Regions from separate parts of the Mus musculus genome. Here region 2 is linked to region 1. The links are chromatin contacts, found by Hi-C or POLR2A ChIA-PET in ENCODE. All regions are on one chromosome and are shown on one strand. Each heading gives the region's core, a stretch centred on a gene start or an enhancer-like site at or near the end of the contact. The rest is flanking DNA. Distances are from core to core; before and after follow the strand shown. Region 1 overlaps Smad3 (SMAD family member 3). Region 2 overlaps Smad3 (SMAD family member 3).

Region 1 (4,051 bases), core at 837-3,336:
CTTCCCATGCTCCTAGTTTAGTCTGCATTTTTATCTCTTTCCCTCCATCACCTAAATCCACTCCAGATGGACAGAAATTCACTTTCAGCTGACTCAGCACATCAGTGGTTACATAAACATTGAGCTCTGCCCAGTGGGGATGTCCCCTTGTGCTCACAAGAGGCCCAGAGTATGAGAAAACAGCTCCATTCAATGTCCTGTGGGCAGAGGCCAGGTAACATCTACACACTGTGCCACACTCCCACCTCCTCTGTCTGGGTCCTACAGCACCCAGTGCTGGGGGTCTCAGTGTCCCCAGGAGGCAGGGGTGGGGACGAGTACATTACCAATGTGTCGCCTTGTAAGTTCCACGGCTGCATTCCGGTTGACATTGGACAGTAGGCCCAGGCAGAAGCGCTCCGAGTTGGAGGGGTCAGTGAAGCCATCTACTGTCATGGATGGCTGTGAGGCGTGGAATGTCTCCCCAACTCGCTGGTTCAGCTCGTAGTAGGAGATGGAGCACCAGAAGGCCGGCTCACAGTAGGTGACTGGCTGTAGGTCTGAAGAGACATGGGGTGTGCCAGGTCAATAGGTATTCAGGGAGGCTCTGGAAGACTTTCTCCTCCTCTGACCTCCCAATGCCCATTGCACAAACCCTTCAGGGTGCTAGAGAGTGAGATCCTCAGAATTTAGGGGAGACCCTGACAGCCTATAGAAGAGGAGACACTGGGTTCACAGTGGGCTGACAGGCAGCCTGCCCCAGTGTCTGGCTTTTCTGTGAACAGAAGCAGCTTTTGGAGAAAGGCTAACCCAAACATGAAACGGGTCAGGACCGACCAGCACTATAAGCAACCCCAAGTGTATTCTGGCTGTGGTGTGGGCCACACCACACTCTACAGCAGCCCCTTGCAGGGTCCCCTCTGCAGGCAGGGTCCCCTTGGCAGGCAGGGTCCTGGCAACTGTTCTCTTATAATCCCACAACCTCCTGCGGGACTGCCTGCACACTGCCGCCTCCAACCGCTCCTCCACACTATAGCTCTACTGCTGGCCTTAGGGAAGGGCTTTAAGCCCACTCTGCCCCATTTAAATAGTCCACCTACTGCTCACTGCACCATCTACCTCAGACTCTTGCTCTGGAGGACTCCCAAGTATTTGTGCAGCCACCTGGTGATTTTGTGTGTTTTTGTGCAAGCTGGTATCCATAAATGTCCCAACTATCCAACTTGACTATGAGGTCCTAAAGTCCTCTCTCTTCCCTTGCATGAGGCTCTGATGGAGGGAATAGGGATGGCTCAGCATTGGCCTGAGAATCCTGTCTGTTGCCTGCCAGGCAATTTGGAGAGTGGCTAGGGGCCCGTGCTCAGTATCCCTTAAGTGGCCAAGCCAAAGAACAGCAGCTGCTGTGTTGTCCATGGGGAAGGGCCTAGACGGCCCCGGGGTGACAAAGTGGCCCCGAACTCCTGCAGCCCAGGCACATGGTCCTTGTAAGAGTGAGGTGAGGACCCAGCCCCAATCCTGACACTTTACACAGTACATATAGCCAGAGACAGCCCCAGTTCAGCACACCCGAAGCTAGGGCATATGGCTGCCTGAGAGAAAGGGGGTCTAGATAATTATGGGATGGTCAAATGCACCCTCAGCCTGTACTCACTGGATACTAATAGCACATATATATATATACCTCACCCTCTCAAGTACTGACAATAAAAACTATTCCTAGTACTGTCAGATGTGTTCTACAGGTTGGAAGCACTCCCCACTGAAAGCCACTGCCCTTTTATGTTGAACCAGCATGACTTCATTCATGTTTCCTATGTCAGCTCTAAATCACCCCTGCCCACTGGAGCCATCAGTGGATTCCCCGAGTTAACTCGAGTAAGATGTGGCCATGCAGCAAATAGCGTATGGTACCAACAGTGATAATAACCCTGACTATGGACCTAAGAACTCCCTGATCCTCTCTTGACTTTCCAGAAGAACAAAGCTTCCTTTCTCCCTGTTCTCACAGTTGAGTAAGAGGCCAGGAGCACAGAGGCAGAGGATCAAAGCTACTGTATGGAGAAGGGAGTGATGGGACAGGAGCAGCTGTGGCCTGTGCCCCTGGCTCCTGAGGCTGGGCTGAGCCACATCAGCCATGTCCGGCCCTGGCTTTGCTCCACGCTTCCACATTCCAACGAGATAAGCTAGATTCTAAACAATGTGGCCACTAGAATGTGAGCTATGTTGCATTGGACACTTTGGGTTGTTTTGTTTTGTATAAAAAAAGAAAAAAGAAACCAGGGCTAGCCAAGGTTTAAAGTGTCCAGGTGACCTGTCAGTACCACTAGCTGCTACTGCCCGGGTACAGGCTCTAGTGACCTTGAGGTGTATACTTAGGGACATGATCTCCTACTCTGGTCTGTTTCCTAGTCTGTGTCAAGACTGATTCTAGAAGACAACTAAAGCGGCCATCTCGGTCACTGTGCTCCTGGCATGTGTCACTCTGAAGAGGCAGCTTTGGCTGCTCCAGGTCAGCCCTGCCTTCCTCAGTAACCCGGATAGCACAATTATCTCCCTCACCCCCAAATTTCAAAGTCCTCCCTAGAATTCCATGGGCTTAGTCCTAGGAACACTGACACCTACCAATCCAAACAAAGGTGGCAGGTCACCCAGAGTGTCTGTCACACCTGGAGGAACACTGTTCTGGGAAAGGTGAGCTTTGGGGTAGAAAAAGGCCTTCCCAAGGAGATATTGTACCCTCCTCTAAACAGCTCTGTGATGGTCCAGGCACCCGGAGCAGCAAAGGAGGGAGGCTGAGCTCAGATGGACACGACATCAGGACTCACAGCAGTTGTGTCATGGCACCAGGGCACACAACTTGAAGGCTGCCACTTCAGAGAGTACCTGACTCAACTCTGACTCAGAAACAGGTAGAATAGGATAGCCCCCTGTGTGGCTTTTAATTCGCTGCACATGGCTGTGCCTTTGAGTTCTCTCTCTCCCTCCATTTCCACTATCAGCCCTAGATGGTCCTTCAGGCATTCCAGCCATAGCAGGTACAAAGCAAAAAAGTATAATTACTCTATCTTCCTATAGTGGTAGCCCTGCCCCTGCCCCATATGCAATTCTTTTCTTGCAAAAGTCACGACTCTGGCGAGAGGAGAACTACCACTGGTATAAGTATGTGGTATCAGATACTGACAGCTCGACTCTGAGCTTCCTAAAAGACCGAACAGAAAGGGGCCATAGTTGTGGTTTGGTCCTGTAATGCACCCTATAAGCTCATACGTTCGAATACTTGGTCCCCAGCTGGTGGTACTGTCTAAGGAGGTTATGAAACCTTTGTGACACAGGGCCAAGCTGGCAGATGTAGGTCCCTTTGGAAGCAGGCCTTGGGGGTTACAGCCTTCCCTGAGTTCTGGTTCCACTCTCTGCTTTCGGATCTACCAAGGTTTGAACAAAGTGTGCTTCGAGATCCAGCCAACATGGGCTTAGCTGCTCCGGCCACCTTGCCATTCCCTGGAGTGAGCACGCCCCAGGTTTCAAAGTTTCCCAACAGATGCCGATGCAGTTTACACCGACCCTGAAGACCTGCTACTCAAGACTCCTCTCAGAGCAACACTGCATCAGCTGATTCTCTGAGGAGCACGAGTTTGCTCTGTCGACCAAGGCTTCCAATCACCTGGAGTGTTCGATTAGATTTTTGACTCCACATAGCCCAGTTTCAACTAGCCTGCCCAGTCCCTGCTAATACCCTCCCAGAACCAAAATGCTGGAGACATGAAGCCTCCAGCCCCAGCCATCAGGGCCCCCACCTCTACCAGCATGGTGTCAGGCAGGCTTCTCAAATGGCATGGGGCACTCAATTCTCCACTGGCCCCAGGCCAGCCTAACACATTGGCTGGCTTCAGTTCCAAGCCCTGCTCCAAGCTGGCACAGGCTCTCTGTTTTGTTTAAGGAAAGGAAAACAGAATAAAACCCAGAAGGCGACACTCGGATTAAGGGGTGCCTATTAAAAACATGTGCAAAAGATTCCAGTTGGCAGAAGCAGAGGGGAGGAGAGGGGGGCACATCAACTTTCCCCTGAACTGAA
Region 2 (3,971 bases), core at 747-3,246, 63 kb after region 1:
AACAAGTGGGTGTGGGGCGGGTATGGGGGGTGGCAGTAATCGAGGCTAGAGGGGAGCAATTCTGGAAGCAGAAGGAGACCTTGTGACTCAGGTGAGGAAGGCTGGCTTTCCATTCTCAGTGTCAGTGTGTGGTGTCAAGAGGCCTCACTTCCTAATAATTCATCTTCTGAGACCCAAACGAAGCCACACCACCCACTCATCTTCCACTACAGCTCACAGCCCCTGCATATGCTACACAGAGGAAAAAAAAAAGGGTTTTCTGCAGACAAAGTCATGGGTTGTGAGGAGGTATAGAAAAACCTCTTCATGTACAAAGGACAGACTTAAGGCAGTTGAGTGGATGGGGCACTGACATGACCTTGGCAGTGCTCAGAAGTGGCTCACCATTGGTGGACACCGAGGCCCATGGCTGCTCCGCCCAACACCATCTGCAAATGACCTGAGGTCTGCATGAAAATCAAGTGTGCGGTGACACCATGTCCCTTCCTCTGGCACTTGGGAAACCAGTTGTCCCGTACCTCATCTTCAGCAAAAGGACAGAATACATAGACTGTGTGAATAGGTTGGTGGGCTGGGGATGCCTCTGGACTCTGAAGTCTAAAAGTCCAGCACCCTCTGCCCAGCTTCCATGCCTCTCTCCCGGCTCACAGAGCCACTGTGCCTACCTATTCCCACTCTTTGTTACTCATCGGGCATCTGGTTACCCGGAGAGAGCCTGCCTCGAAGTGAGTCACCGCAACCTGTGCCTCTTAAATCCACATGGTAAACACAACAGGCACTGCACAGGGTGCTGGGTAAAAGCAAGGAGGTGACTAAGGCTTACAGAACCATAGCTGAGGTGGAGGAAACTCAGCTAAGGAGGCTAGAAACTCCTGAAGGGTTTTAAACCCTGGTGGGGGAGTGATCCATTCTGATACCATCATTATGCATCCCCTGGGGTAATAAACACTATGTCATTAGCGTCATTAGCACCATTAACACCGTAGTGCGAATTAGGTAATGAGATGAAGTGTCACCTTGCAAAAGACTAAGATGGGGACTGATAAAGGTTTGATGCCAGGGGAAGGAAGCCAGAAAGAGACAGGCTCACCCACTGGAGAGGGACAGAACCCAAGAAACCTGGGTGCAGGGTTGCTCTAAGGATAAGCATCCTACACGCATGGTTTGTGCCTGTACATAGTGACTGCTCCCAAGGGGCAGACAGAAGGTAAAACATCCCTCAGGTCTGCAGCAACAAGCTTTGGCAAGACCTGAAGGAAAGGAATGAGCTACTAGAGAAAGTTCTAGGGTGTAATGAAGGCAGCGATACCATTGGCTCCCAAAGAAATTCTCTTACCCCCTATCCCAGTCACTTCTCAGCATCCCAGACTTGCAACGTGAGGGATCTCCCCAGTAGCCCTGCAGGGACGCCACGGCATTGCCTCTATACCCTTCCACCTGAAGTCCCCTCCACCGGACAAAGGTGTCTCTCTCAATGCAGAGGACAACTGTGGCAGAGAGGACCTTGCTCAACCTGTTTTCTAAGGAATAATCTGACTCCGAGAAATCAGGTGTCTTACTCAAAAGTCACACAGCAAAAGGAAGGCAAAAATCTAGGCCAGGGCTCTTTCTTGGCAGAGCCAAGTTGGCAAAGGCCCCTGAGAGACAATGGCTCCAGATCAGGTGGGTGACATTGAAGCCCTGGAGCAGTGCCACCAAGAAGCAAGATCAAACGCTCTGTGAAGTTTGCTTCACAGTTTGCTTCACACGTAGGCCACGGTCTGTCCTTCCTGCCCCTAGAAAGCAAGGGTCGGTGTTTCATGTGTGAGAAATGCTGGGTCCCAAGACACAGACCGGGAGGTTCCAGAGGCGCTCAGCAAACCCCAGCCCTGAAGGATTCGTTCACACATGCTGTGGGTTACACGTTCGTCTGGTCTGTGAGAAGGGAAGAGGGTGGGTGAAGCCCACACAGGAAGTGATTTCTGGTGTGACAATGACCATCGAGGAAACAAGATAACCAGATAGTGGGACTATAGTGATCCAGTATAAACCTGGCCACGTGTGCCAAATCCCTTGCCAAAGTCATCTGTTCTCTGCCACCTGCCATGACAGACGGGATTATGGGAAATGGGCTGGCAGGAGGGTACTGCCCACAGTGCATATGGATGCTTATAGAATATGCAGACGTGTGCCCCCTCCCGAGCCCCCGAAACAGAGGGTAACAGGGTCAGATGTTCTGAACTGGGACCCAAGCAAGGATGGCACAGAGCACGGCTTGAACCACTGAAGATGAATCAAAAGACAAGCCTTGGTTTGTTTGACCCATCAGTTGGTTTTCGACACTATTTACCTCAAAGCAATCCTCCTGCCTCAGCCTCTCAAGTGCTGGCTTTACAGTCATGAGCCACCATGCTTGACTTGCTTTTGGTCTTGTTTGAGACAGGGGTCTCACTCTGACCTGAAATCCATAATCCTCCTGCCTCAGCTTCTCAAGTGCTGGAATTATAAGTATGCCCCACCTCGCCCAACAGGATCCTTTCTTTGTAGAAGTCTAGCTTCTTCTATGATGAGGCATTCTGGCTAGCATGCCTCATCTCCCCAAGGGAGCTGCCACTCGGTGTACACACTGGCACCTACCCACTCCCATGAGAACAGGAAAGCCTGAACTCATTCATTCCCCAGCCTCTCCGAGGACAAGGAAGTGCCACTCACTGTGCTAGTGTAGCGTTTACAAAAGTTGAAAAATACCCACGCCGGCCCTGCCTGCCTGCCTGCCTGCCTGCCTGCCCTGGGTGACACTCTGGGCTGTTAGAGGCGGAGGAGGTATGGGGGTGAGCAGTCTGAAGTCTGATCTTATCTACTTTCCTGCCTTTGAACATTGCCACAACAAACCCAGCAGGCCAGGCTCTTTGAAAAGCAGGGCCTGTTACACACAGCTCAGCCCTGGCCCCCTTCCTTCCTCCAGGTCCCCTGGCTCCCTTCTGTACAATCTCCAATGGCCTGCAGGTCAACACCTTGGAAAAGGTAAAGCTACTCACTCCCTTAAATAAGACACATGGCCTCACTGATCAACCCACACTGAGTGCTTACTGAGGTCTAGAAACAAGCTAGACACAAAGAGAAAGGTACACAGTTGGCCCCCACATTGGCTACTAGAAGTGACAGAGTGCCAAGCTTCCCCGGGATTAACAGGAGATGGAAGTCATTATTGTTGGCTCAGTTCAGGCCCCTGTGTTCTGTTCAATAGATGCATAGAAAAACCATACAGGAGTAACGATCAGACATTGGACTGCTACACATGACAGGTCGAAGCTACCAGCATCTGAGATGAGAGGGCCGAGTGAGTAGCTGATGATGAGACAGAAGCCCAGACAGTGCTTGGAGTTCTGAGTTCCTATTTCTGGGCCAGTAGTGCCTAGTTCTCCACCTGTTCTAGGTTCCCTAAGGCAGGTCAGGTCACAGCTGGAACTCAATCATCCTTAACTCACATCTGCACAGGTCTCTGCTGCTTCCTTAAACTCTCTTCAACCCCATCCCTCACCACAGCACCTTGGACTTCCCCAAATGGTGGGAGGCAGGGGGAGGAGAGCAAGGCAGGCCCAAGACAGGGCTTCCGAACAGGGAACTCCAGCAGTCAGAACTGGGCGGATGAATGACACACGGGTAAGTTACCTTTGTGGAGAAGGGCCAAATTAATACATTCAAAAATATTTACTGAGCTCTGCGCCCTAGGCAGGAAGTGACTCAGCAGACATTCAGAGAAAGGAAAGGTGGTTAGAGAGAGAGCCGGGGGTAACCAAGGCAAGGGAGTGGAACCATTCTGGGAACAAAGGACAGAGAGAGAGAGAGAGAGAGAGAGAGAGAGAGAGAGAGAGAGAGAGAGAGAGAGAGAGAGAGAGAGAAGGGTGCGAGAGTCTGGGGCACACTCCGAGATACATGGCAGCCAATGGATGTGGCAGCAGGTGCATATAGCATACCCAAGAGGGACCAGG

Evidence for each region. Hi-C counts contacts between places; a loop is a spot of excess contacts on that map. ChIA-PET counts read pairs that join two places held with the same protein, here RNA polymerase II (POLR2A).
Region 2: POLR2A ChIA-PET joins it to region 1 with 46 read pairs in Patski. The contact joins two enhancer-like sites. A Hi-C loop is called at or near these places in 1 of 37 maps with a recorded cell type or tissue (Patski). POLR2A ChIA-PET finds 5 or more read pairs at or near these places in 3 of 5 experiments (Patski and embryonic stem cell).

What each region holds. Positions count from the first base shown.
Region 1 is chr9:63,655,225-63,659,275 of GRCm38, forward strand. It overlaps Smad3 (SMAD family member 3), which reads right to left. Exons shown (of 9, transcript NM_016769.4): 6 at 327-539. Among named protein-coding and RNA genes, the nearest start is that of Aagab, 55 kb to the left of the region's middle. Within about 2 kb of position 2,087, at least 1 of the 3 ENCODE cell types and tissues checked has a DNase peak (open chromatin) inside an H3K27ac peak, as active enhancers do.
Region 2 is chr9:63,718,189-63,722,159 of GRCm38, forward strand. All of the region lies in intron 1 of Smad3 (SMAD family member 3), which reads right to left. Among named protein-coding and RNA genes, the nearest start is that of Gm51710, 11 kb to the right of the region's middle. Within about 2 kb of position 1,997, at least 1 of the 3 ENCODE cell types and tissues checked has a DNase peak (open chromatin) inside an H3K27ac peak, as active enhancers do.